2 separate regions of the Homo sapiens genome follow, and region 1 is linked to region 2. A link is a contact called in ENCODE Hi-C data. All regions are on one chromosome and are shown on one strand. The core of a region is the stretch at or near the end of the contact, and the rest is flanking DNA. Distances in the headings are between cores, read along the strand shown.

Region 1 (5,714 bases), core at 2,022-4,521, 2.0 Mb after region 2:
AATCCTGACTGATACAATACCTCATCTTTAGCATATTTTTGTATCTCATGTTAGAGTTTGCTAAGGACTTCTGCGTGTTTATTAAGTCCTAGATGACAAAACTGGGGCCCAGAAACAGTAAGTGACCTAACCAATGCCATGTAGCCAGTTGGTGATCTAATCAAGACCTCAATTAAAGCTCAAGTTCCCCAGCCTGACAACATTGCTTATAATGTTAATGTTAACATTTCTAGTGTTATGTATAAAAAAGTTTAATAACAATAAATATACAAGTTAAAAGTACAATAAAACTTTTTTGGGGGTATAGGAAAAGCACAATAAAACTTTTTGGTGGGTACAGAAAAAAATGTATTACAATTTGGATTGAAATCGTAACTTCTCTTTATATTCCTGAAAATTATATAGAACTCCATTTTGGGGAGAGGATTGAAGTTTGTGATTAATTCCAATATTTATACAGAAAAATTTTTTAAAACCCAGAGAATTTAGCAATGGGTTTACCATTTTATATTATGATGCCTCCAGGGCTGGGTGTAGAGTGGCTAGGGAGGGCTGGGTGAGGAGAGATCTTAAAGAAGTAACAGATGTAAAGACCCAATAATAAACTAATACACCTGTGCAATAAGCATTCTATATTCTCTCATGTATTACTCAGATATAACAGTTCTAATTTAATCAACAGAAGATATCATGTCCCATCCTTGCTGCTCTCTAGAAGTATTTAATATCTCAATCACTGAAAGTCAGTATTGAAAGGCTTTAGTCTCTATCTATTATCTATCTATCTATCTATCTATCATCTATCTATCTATCTATCTATCTATCATCTATCTATCTATCTATATCTATCTATCTATCCAATTTTTTCCCCTTGGGAACAACAATAGGTATAAAATCCTAGGATAGGGGAAAATTTTGGAAGTAGTGATAGTTTTTATTTTTTAACTTTTAAAAAATATTTTTATTGTTATATCATAGTTGTACACATTTTGGAAGTTCATGTGATATTTTAATACATGTGTACAATGTATGATGATCAAATCAGGGTAACTAGGATATCCATCACCTCCGACAAGAGTAATTACTAAATTATAGGGTAAACGGCTAAAAACAATGCACTTAGCCTTAAGCATCAACATCTAACTATTCATTGTTTTTTTGTTTTTGTTTTTGTTTTTTTTCTCTTTTGGCCTTCACACAAACTGAGAAAGCCACAGCCCATGTAGAATGGAAATATAGTATTTTAAACCTTTTTTCTTCTGAATACAAAACCCACCTCTTCGCTGGGAAATTGCATTCCCATCCCAATCAGTCTTAGTGAAAACCACTGATTCAGGGTAATTTCCCAGGACATAGTGGGTGTTGTGGGAGTGACAGCCCACATAGAGGGAAAAACTGACTTAAGGAGGGCCTAGGAGGGTCCTCCCTCAGGATATCCTATACAAGCTTGTGGGGCAGAGGGCCATGCCTTCCTGTGTGGTGAAGCTATGGAAGGGTTGATGGTGGTTTACATCCATGTCTTCCAGAGTATGGGAAAAGACTGTCTGCAGTAGGAGTGAATAAACCTAAGTTGTAGAGAGATGCAGGGGAACGGGCCCGCTGAGAGGGAAGCCTGGTACTTCCAATGGGTGGCTCCAGCTATCCCTGAAGCCCTGGTGCTCCGGGGGGTAGCTAACTTTTGGATTACTCTAAACTTCATTTTGATGAGCAACCAAAGAGACTGGGGAATAAGGATTGGTGAAGTGCTCTATTTCTAGAGGCTTGTATTCCAAGATGTGTGTGAGAGTTTTGTCTGCTGGGGGGCCAGGCTAGTACCTGAGAAGTCTGGTCTGAGCTTGCATCTCTGTGGCCTGTGGAGACTTAACATGGAAAGGGATCATCCTGGTAGTTTATCCTTACACAAAATGGATTGGCCTGGGAGTGAAAACTAATTGTACTTGTAAAGTTTCAATTGTCTTTTCTTAAATAAAGGGGGGGTGGGGGCACGGTGCAAAAATTGGGGAAAACCGTGAAAGGGAAAAGCATTTTGAAAAATTTTTAAATGCCCCTTATTATTTTGTAGTTGCAGGATTTTGGTTTAATTTGAATCAGTTAACTCTCAGAGGACATCTGTAGCATTTAGAAAAGGATGGCTAATTTGCAGCAGATACGAGCTTTTGTGCAAAGGCAGAAAGATGTACTGTAACATATGATGCAGATCACTTTAGAGTAATTGAACCATGGCTTTTGCATGCTTTCGATCTTAAGCTTATCTCTATCTGAAGCCTGTAGAAAGTCTTTTTCCATTTACATAACAGGGCAAGAGATTATTACTACTAAAATTAGATCCACGAATTGCTATGCATAGTGCTTTGTAGCATAATCAAATTATGATAAAATAGCCTTTATTTCTTTATAGCTATATAATATAGTTAGGTTCTTTCACAATTTGTTTAGAAGTAAATGGGTGGCAGTACTATCTTATTATATTAAAACATTGCTGATTTTTGGCCAAATTGACAACCTTGCTTGATTGTTTTTTAGAGATGCTTATTTGAAGAATGGGGAGGAGCCTGACAAAGGCTAATATGTTTTCCTTTCTTGCCACTCCTCCCCCCAGCCTTTTTTTTTTAAATGTGAGCCACTGCTCGTAAGTTCTTCCTGCACATCCTTATCACTTACTGTGATAATACGATCCTGAGAAAATGGTTCCTGTTCATTTGATGTGACCAGATAAAGTCAAAAGCCTTATGCCCTGGAGAATCCTTAACTGTTTTCTCCCAGATTCTGAACAGGGCAAATCACAAAAACCTTGTCATCAGTTAAATTATTCTTGTAAAGATGTAAACATGGTAGGGGAGGGAAAACAAACTCAGAGAATCAAGGAAAAAAATGTGGCAGTGGGGGAAGAGAAGAAAATGGAAATTAAGACTTGCAATGGAGGAAAAAACAGCAGAAAGGAGAGAACAGAAAAAATACGACAAGGATATGGCTATGAGGGAAATGAAGGCTAGAGAGAGGGCAAAATATAAAACCAAGGGAAGCTTAAAACATGGTAAGAGCAGATTCCATCCCGTTTAAAGGCTCTGAAAGTTTCTTGATGGCTCTATTGAGCAGAACCCCCCACCCCCATCCCATTCTATATTATTGTTAATGCTAAAGGTAGCTGTAGCTGCAGAGGTGGCATTTCTTCTAATTTAATTTTCAGTTACTGAACTCAGTTACTGACTCTTTAGAGCCGGAGGGAGGATGAGCCTTTGTTAAAGCTGCAGCCGTTAACTTTCACTTTTCTTTTCAACCTCATTAGATTTCCTGAGGTTTAGTTCTAGACTTAAAGCACTGCACTGTGGCTAAACTATGTAAAATAACATTTTTGGTGAAAAGCAACACCTGCAAAAATGTCACACAAATTTCAACTTTAGTTGTACCCAGTGATGTCACCAAATGAAGTGCTAGTGCAGACGACACAAGTAATAGGGTATTAAATTTGTCACGGGCTTCATGGAAGCCACAGCCTGTGACTCCTTCATGGCATCCTGCAGTGCAATGATGAACCAGAAAAACTCCTTGTCTGGTGGCACCTTTATATTTGTGTTCAATGAGTAGCACACCCATGCAGACATAAGCCTCATTGAAGCAGGATTTAGAAGAGGCTGCTTCCCTGGTTTAGTCCACACAGGGCATCAAAATTCTGATTTAATTGGTATGGGTAACCTGTTTCCCATGTGTAGGGAGATTCTTGAACTCAGAATATTACAAAAATGACATTTTCTTGATTTCTTGAGAATGACTAAAGGCTGGAATGAGAACTACAGATGATTGACTCTGAACAATCAGGTACAATGATCTACAAAGTTTATACAATGCATGTGGTGATCAGTCTCTGCTGTCATGTCTTTCGGAGAAACATCTCTATGCTGGCCCAATCTGTGGATCCTGGGGTGGTGACCTCGTCCCAAATGGTCAGGGACAACCAGGGAGGCTTTACTGCCTCAGGACTCACTTTGCTGCTCAGAGAGTCTCTGTGCCTCTGGTCTCTATGACAAGCTGTTTTCTCTCCTCTGTTGTTGCATTCTGTTCTTTATGTGACATAGAAAGACATTTTAAAGCCACCTAAGTGGGACAAGTCCCTCCTGTGAAGGGTGGAAATCTAATTGGATCCACCGTCTCTTTGGTGCCTTGGCAGTGCCTATGCAACACCTTTAAATCTCCTGTAAGCAACGGTAACTTGGACGTACTGTGTAACCACTTCTTGTCCAATATCATGTACGTTTGCTTTTCTTGACATACTAGCTGTGTAAAAGTCACTCTAAAGGATACATAATGATATAGGAATTACTAAAGAAAAAGTTGGCTGGGTGGGTGGCTAAAATATTTTATATTTTATTATTCTCCATTAAAAAGGTAGTGAAATAAAATCAGATTTATTTGATAGAAATATGTACCAGATTTCATTTGGGCTTGTTCTAGAGGAGTATTTTCCACAAGATTTTTATTATTTTTTTTAAATTTTTTTAAATTTTAAGTACAATAGGAAATATATTTAAATCATGACCCATTTATTACAATGTACACAATTCTTACTAAGAAACCATGCGATGTGTTCTGATTGTTTCTATTCTATTTGTTTCATTTAAAAATGCTTGTCACATCCTACTACATTTCCTTCATTACCCGTGAATGGGGAGTGACACACAGTTTGTAAACTACTTTTCTATAATTTTGAGCACAATACGCACAAAGGATAAAAAAATTTCAGGCAGTAGAAATTAAGTAGTAGACACATGAGTCTAAATTCTAAACACGCAGTAGGTGTTTTGTTCTTGTTATTTTAAATATTGGATTTAATTGCAGATTATTTTTTGAAGATTTTGGTGGTAACTAAGCCCTTGTTACCCTGAATTCATTACAATGTTTCAAACCAGTTTTTAAGCACAGCATTAAGGCTCTTTGTGGCTACTATCTTATATAATCTTTAATATAACACTATGAGATAAAAGGCTTATTGGATGAAGAAACTGAGGCTAAGACTGAAGGCAATTTGCTCCAGGTTGAGATACAATTAGTAAGTAGTCAAGCCAATGTTCTCCCAAGTGCTGTGACTTTTCTGCCCACTGCCAGGCCCTTAGCTAGAGAGGGGCCAATCAGAATCACCCAAGAAGCTATTTCCACCCACACAGTCTCTCTTCCTATCCCTCCAAACTCCATCACACTTGGCTGCTGCTTAGACTAACGGAAAAGGAAAAAGTGGTTGGTTTTTCTTCAGCACTGTAAATAGACTTGATCTCTACACCTCCCCAGCGTGACATTTTTATATTATAGTATAACTTGGTTATAATATAATTTGATTTATATAATTTACCTCTAATGACTCACAACATATCATAAGTAGATTGAAAAGTACACCAATTCTTCATGGAAATTTTTAAAAAATTAAATATAGGCACAATTTGTTACTCTTTCTGAAGACAAAGTGATAACTTAGAGGTATTACTGCTTCTAATAAAGAAGCCATCTATCAGCTAACCAAAGCGTTCTTTTGAAAATACAACAGCCAAGAGAGGGACACCTCCTTCTTACTCCCCAGCTTTCTCCATGACCCAGTTGTTGGACTGAAGCTGTTGTTTATTGTAAGTAGTCTCAGGTCAAAGAAGCTGGACCCGAGATAAGGTATATATAGTACTAAATTAATTGGTTACAAGCTCCCAGAAATAAAGAATAGCATTGAAAATATA
Region 2 (6,237 bases), core at 2,627-5,126:
AAGTGGTCTCTATCTGGAAAGACCTAGACTAGAAAGAGAAGATGCTGTTGCCTCTCCCATTATCCTTTTATTCTTCCCCACTCCCTATCTTTCCTGTCTCTGTGAATGCACTGCTGAAGACCTAAGAAATCAAACTGGACGTCCACTCTCTGTACTCCATTTTGACTTGCTCTCCACTTCTGGGTGATCACTATCTATCATCACCCAATTCCATAGACTGGGTCATGCCTCAGGTTTTCCTTTGGTTTAGTGAACTTAATTACATACTGTCTTATCATCTTAAATCTCTGGAGAAGTAGGCACGAAAACAAGCAGGATGCAGGTTCTGGGGGAATTCACCTGCACTGATTTGCCTATGTGACAGTAGTGATTATAAGAGACATGGGAAACAAAGCATTTCAAATTATAGTCTACTTAAATATAAAGATGTAACTGTTCCTTTCTACATGTACCAACCACCTAGCTAAAGAGTATAAGGATAGTATTTGTGAGGCTAGTTTTCATCGTGTCTGCATGGATGAAGACTTGAAGATGGTTGTTTTCAAGTCATGTTTAAGATCCATGAATTAATTACTAGCATTTATAAACAGCTTTGGATTCCTGAAGTATATCTGACTCTTCTTTTGTCCACATTATGGCAAAGCCATGATTACAATAATCATTATGTTTAAAAATCACAGGATTAAAGGCAGCTAGAGAGGTCATGTGGTACACCTGCTAGCAGAACATATCCAAATCATCCAGTCTGTTTTTTTCCAACACTTCGAGAGAAGAGACACAATAATTTTCTCTCTACATAGGTTATTTGAAGATCAGAGATGTGGGAGTTTTTTTTTTTTTTAAGTTTCACTCCATAATCCAATTTTAACTTCATCTGAGATTACTTAAAGTATTTCCTTATTGTCCAACAGTTCTTTCTAGTTCTGCTTCTGAAAAGTAGAAGCTGGATAGAAAAGGCTGCTATAAGGATAGAAATAGGAATAATAGGAAGGAGGAGAGAGTAAAAGAGCAGGGTTGAAAGAAATCAGAAAGAGGAAAATCAAGAAGACGTGTAAAAAGAATTCAATGTTTTGTTACCCTTTCATTTTTTGATTTATAAGAGAATTGATCTGGTTCTTTTCTCCAGACATTTGCCGCCTGAATACAAAGTACAAACAGACTCAGGAATGACTAAGAGATGGATGGTTAACTATAGGTTAGCTCCAGAATAAACAAGTCCAGTTACTTAGAAATAAAATGTGTTAATTCTTAATATAATAAAAGCATGTAGTAATAAAAATTCAGTCTATATAGAAAGTTCTAAGAGGAAAAGGCAAAATTTCCTGCCTACTCCCCTGCCATGTCTAGTCCTTTTCAGCCACTGTTAAAATTCCTTGAGTGACTTTCCAGATAGAAAAATTAAGTGCATCTCTCTGCATATATGTGTGTGTGAATGTGTATGTGTATATGTGTGTCGGTGGGGTACGGGGGGTAGGATGAGGGATGCTTATTTGAAATTTTATTCCATAGAAATAATATCATACCTCCTATTTTTTCTTCCTAAAATAGACTAAAATACATTTTAAAGATCTTTCTACACGCTTCAGTCATTCAAGCTCCATAAGTAAGGGGAATTTGTCTTTTTAAGCACTGTTTTTCTTCAACAGAAACTTATTAGGTAAATGAATGAATAAATCAGCAAATGCCAGATTAACTTCACTCTTCTGAAACCAAGTATAACATTATATTGTTTTAATGTACCGGAAGTATCAGTCAACTACTGATAAACATTTAAAATATTTTCAGATTTTGGCTATTACTGTGCAAACATTCCTGAACATATCTGTTAAATCTTGCACATATGTGTCTGTAAGTAAATCTAAGGTAATTACTTAGCAATGTAATAGTTCAGTCAGTTGCATTTAAAATTTTGATAGATATTGCCTAACAGGTTGCATCAATTTACACTCTCACTTCAGTACAACTTCTACTCTAGGGCAACTCACAAAAACTAAACGTTAGTGACTAAAACACATATTCCTAGAAATGACATATTCTTTCATCTATAGCGTTTTAACAGAAACTGTGTCAGGTGAAATCTTGAAACACTAAAAATCCTTTGGCTCTGCTGAGCACTGGGGACATCCTTTTTCTCAAAGACAAAATGCTTGTTCCTACTGGCCGGCTTTTTGGAACTTGGCCAAAATTCACGCTAACTGCTTCTTTTGTATATTCTAATAATAAAATATAATCCTATTCTTCCATTTTTATAAAAAGTTTAATATTTGCATCCTTGTTAAATACAAATAACTATTCAAGAGCATGCAGATATCTTTGAGAAAGTTATTTATATGAAGGATACAGGTATCGGTCCTATAGAAGTGCTTGAAATCTATCACTTTGGCTCTCACATTAATTCCGCTGTCTATTGACATTAAAATAAGAAAAGTAACCTATAGACAGAAAGAAGGTTGTATTCCCATTAACATTCATGAGGGCTAAGCAGCCGAAGTCCTACATATCAAGCAGGGAATATATCCTTTGTCTGCTGATGAGAGAACGTCTCAGTGATAAATGGTTACAGACAGGGGTGTCATGAGGGCAACAACACACAGAACAATTCAGACAAACTTTTTAAAAAAGTCTTCTCCTGCAGTTTTTTTTTGTGGCGCTGGGAAGCACAGTGCCTATCCCTGCTAATAAAAGAAAACTATTGCAATGCAAAACTCCTAACCTTTGCAGAGGCACTTACCAGAAAACCAAAAACATACTCTTTGAAAAACAATTTAAAACCAAGCTTCAAAGGCTTTCTAATGTATAAATATTCAGACATTCTGAAAAGCACTGCTCTGCACCCTGCACCCCAGCTATTTGTGCCTAAAATGGATATTGTCGTAACAGTTAGCATGGTTGTCAAAGTGCAACGTCTCTAATATCAACACTGAGAGACATCAGACTCATTAAAATGCTTTACATTCATTAATTAGGTTGGTGCAAAAGTAGTTGCGGCTTTTGCCAAAGTCATACATAAATTCAAACACATTATGATACTCATTTAACACATTTGTGATAAAAATCATGTATGAAGTCATGAGTTTATTTAATAAGCTAATATTCCATAGAGTCCAATGGTGACTACCAATGACTCAGTTAATTTTCAAACCAAAATAAGTTAGATTACAATTTGTTGACTCCCTTGACTCCTCGAGCCAGGGAAAACATTTCCTGGGGCCTGACTCTAGGTGGCTCACTTCCCTCACCTAAAAACAGGAAGGGTGAGACAACCCCCTCCAACCCTCGTCCTCGGTCCCCCAAGGATTTCTCTCCAGAATTCTGCCTCTTCTGCAGCAGTCTGGAGTCTTCAGCATGAAAAGGGTAACAAACATGGCGCAATTTTCTGAAACCGTGATGTCAACAGTGTTTTTGAGGTGTCCTTTCCCACCCTAAAGAAAATTCGAGATGCACAGCAAGAAAAAAATGCAAGACAGCTCCCCGACACATCCTGAGCCACGCCTCGTCCTCAGGGTGCACCCGACAGTCTCTGCCAGCGCAGTGTGGACGCTGGACAAAGACGCAGCCAGTAGGTCGCTGGTGGTCGCGGGTTGGATCCGCTGACTTGGCCACCAAATCTTTTCCTCGGGGAGTGAAGCGGCACGGAAGGAGCGGAGTCAAGGGCGGGGCTGGGGATTGGACCCGCCCCCGGGCCCGGGGATTGGACCCGCCCCCGGGCCCCGGAGGAGTCCCTGCGCCTGCGTGCCGGGCGTGGACCTGTGGTTGGACTCCCCCGTTTTGGGCTGCCCTCCGCGTCCTCCCCCGCCCCTTCCCACCTCCGCCCACTTGACGCGATGACGCATCTCAGGTTTGCGGACGTGGCGGCGGCGTACGGCCCGGAAGGCGGAGACGTTGGCGGCAGAGGCGGAGGCGGACGGGGTCAGCCCAAAGCAGAGGCTCGGCCATGAACTTACCCGGGACAGCGGCGGCGGCGGACCTTTTGGCCATCTTCTCGCAGAGTGCTCCCTGCTAACGGGGACAGGTAAAGATGGTGGCAGGAGGTGAGGGTAGCCCGGTCCAGGAGGGCGGGGTTGAGCCCCAGCTGCGTCCTCACGGGAGGCGCTGAGCCTCGGCCACAGGTGTGGTGGGGGCTGCAGGGCCGGGCTCGGCCCGTGTGGCGGACACCCCCGAGACAGGGAAGAACTTCCAGACCAGCCCTGCCAGGCCCTCTTGTCACACTGTCGGGGAAACTGAGGCTCAGAGGAAGGACGCCTACCTGCTGGATTACCTGGGCAGCTAATTTCCCACCCAAACACAGCATTTCTCCCACGACTTTATGTTGGCGTGAAATATTCGCTGACGGCATCTTGTCACATCGTTCAAGTGTCATGCTGTGACAGAAGACTCTGAGACGTAATCTTCGCTGACGATAGCAGGGAAAGAAAAACTTGACGTGTGGAATACAGAGGGAGGAGGTAGTTAAGTTTTAAAAAACAAAATTGTCCCTGGCAGCGGATAGGGTGCCTTTGATTCTGTCCCTTTGCAGCTTTAACTTGTGCCCTGTGACCCTCTTATTGCACCTTGCTTAGTTAAAGAAGGTCAAGGCGAAACACCCAGCAGCCATTCTACAGTACGAAGGTGTTTGGGAAACCGTTTTCAGTTACAGACTGAGCTGAAGAATGCTTTAACACTGTTTTGTGGCCCCTCGTAATCTAGGTAGCACGCAGGCTTGTTCCAAGTTTCTGAAAGGGAGTTCGTGCCTTTTTCCTGCTCTAAGAGAATTAAGAGAGGTGAATAGAATTGAGCCAGATGACTTAAATATTATGTATTTTCTAATCTCTGAGTAGTAGACTGGAGTGATCGCCTGGGTCAGTCTGTTCACTTCGGTTGAAGACACAGCCAGTTCTTGATCATTCAGAATACCCAGATTTGTAACACGATAGTCAGCTGCCTGCATTTCATTATAAAGGGGAGTGGAGAGATAGTGAGACAGGTGAAGTTCTGACCTTTAAATTATATTTAGAAATATATCGTGGAGAGAGGTTGATAGAAACAAGTATCTAAAATGGCTTTGGGGCATTGCTTAGTGATTTTCAGTTAGCTGCACTACTAAGCCAATTTTGAAGTTCTAAGTACAAATTATTAGGGTGAAACTGTCTAACAAGACACATAAGTAGGTCGGTATAGCCAAGTGTAAATTGCTGTATATTAAGTCTTAACTTTTTTGATCATGGATGCCTTTTGAGAATATGAAGCAATGAAAATTCTCCCCAGAAAAATATACATATGTATAAAATTTGCCTGGAATCTACAGGATTCAAAGACATTCCCTAGGTTAAAGACACAAGATTAAAAAAAGACCTGGTTAAATGAGTGGAAATAAAACTGTTATCCTTGGAGGAAAAGATGTGGTCATGACTTCAAAACTGCTTTTGAGATATAAAATGTGATAGTTTTCTTTAGTTTCATAGCTGTCAAGTTAGGAATCCTAGTTCTTGGTAATAATGTAGCACTTCAGAGAACAGTTGAAATAATCTACTTAACATATAGCTATTAGTTATCTGTGTTATCTGAATAGGAACTCTTGAGCTTTTAAAGCATTATAATATTGCCATTAGAGCAAGGTCAGAAAGTGCTTTTCAAGGGTTGGATTCAACTATATTAAATAGTTTTAAAGCATTTTATGATAAGTATATGCCTAGAAAGTACAGGTTGGGTAGTCCTTACCTGAAATGCTTGAGACCGGAAGTGTTTCAGATTTCTTTGGATTTTGGAATGTTTGCATATACATAATAAGATACATTGGGGATGGGACCTGTCTGAACATGAAATTTGTGTTTCATATTCAACTTATACACATAGTCGGAAGGTAATTTTATATGATTTGTGCACAAAAGTTCTTGTACCTGGAACCATCAGCAGGTAAAAGTGTCACTATCTCAGCCACCCTTGTGGAAAATTTGTGGTTGTTTGGCATCACCGTCATTCCTAACTCTGAATTTGTATGCTACTAATAAGCAGTCATTTTCTTACACTTTTTCACACATAAGTGCTTAACAGTAAAAAAAAAAAAAAAAATACCATTAATACAGTGAAAAAATAATGTGTTCAGGGTACCTAAGCACATCACCAGAATACCTGTACAGGTTTAGCATTCCTAATCTGAAATCTGAAACGTCAGTTGTGGAATTTTCCATTTGTGGCTTCATGTCAGCACTCAAAGTATTTCAAATTTCAGAGTATTTAAGATTGGATTTTTGGGTTAGG

Evidence for each region. A loop is a pair of places that touch in the nucleus more often than their neighbours do. Pooled maps may share reads with other maps.
Region 1: a loop to region 2 is called in a pooled map, with 6 times the contacts of the local background. The contact joins the enhancer-like site here to the promoter of LYSMD3 in region 2. A Hi-C loop is called at or near these places in 6 of 50 pooled maps.

The regions. Positions count from the first base shown.
Region 1 is chr5:88,500,113-88,505,826 of GRCh38, reverse strand. No RefSeq gene overlaps it. Among named protein-coding and RNA genes, the nearest start is that of LINC02060, 64 kb to the right of the region's middle. RefSeq lists enhancers at 3,427-3,536, 3,547-3,696. Within about 2 kb of position 3,271, at least 5 of the 41 ENCODE cell types and tissues checked have a DNase peak (open chromatin) inside an H3K27ac peak, as active enhancers do.
Region 2 is chr5:90,527,223-90,533,459 of GRCh38, reverse strand. It overlaps LYSMD3 (LysM domain containing 3), which reads left to right and starts at 3,876. Exons shown (of 3, transcript NM_198273.2): 1 at 3,876-4,012. RefSeq lists enhancers at 3,220-3,479, 4,105-4,605 and a silencer at 3,590-3,839.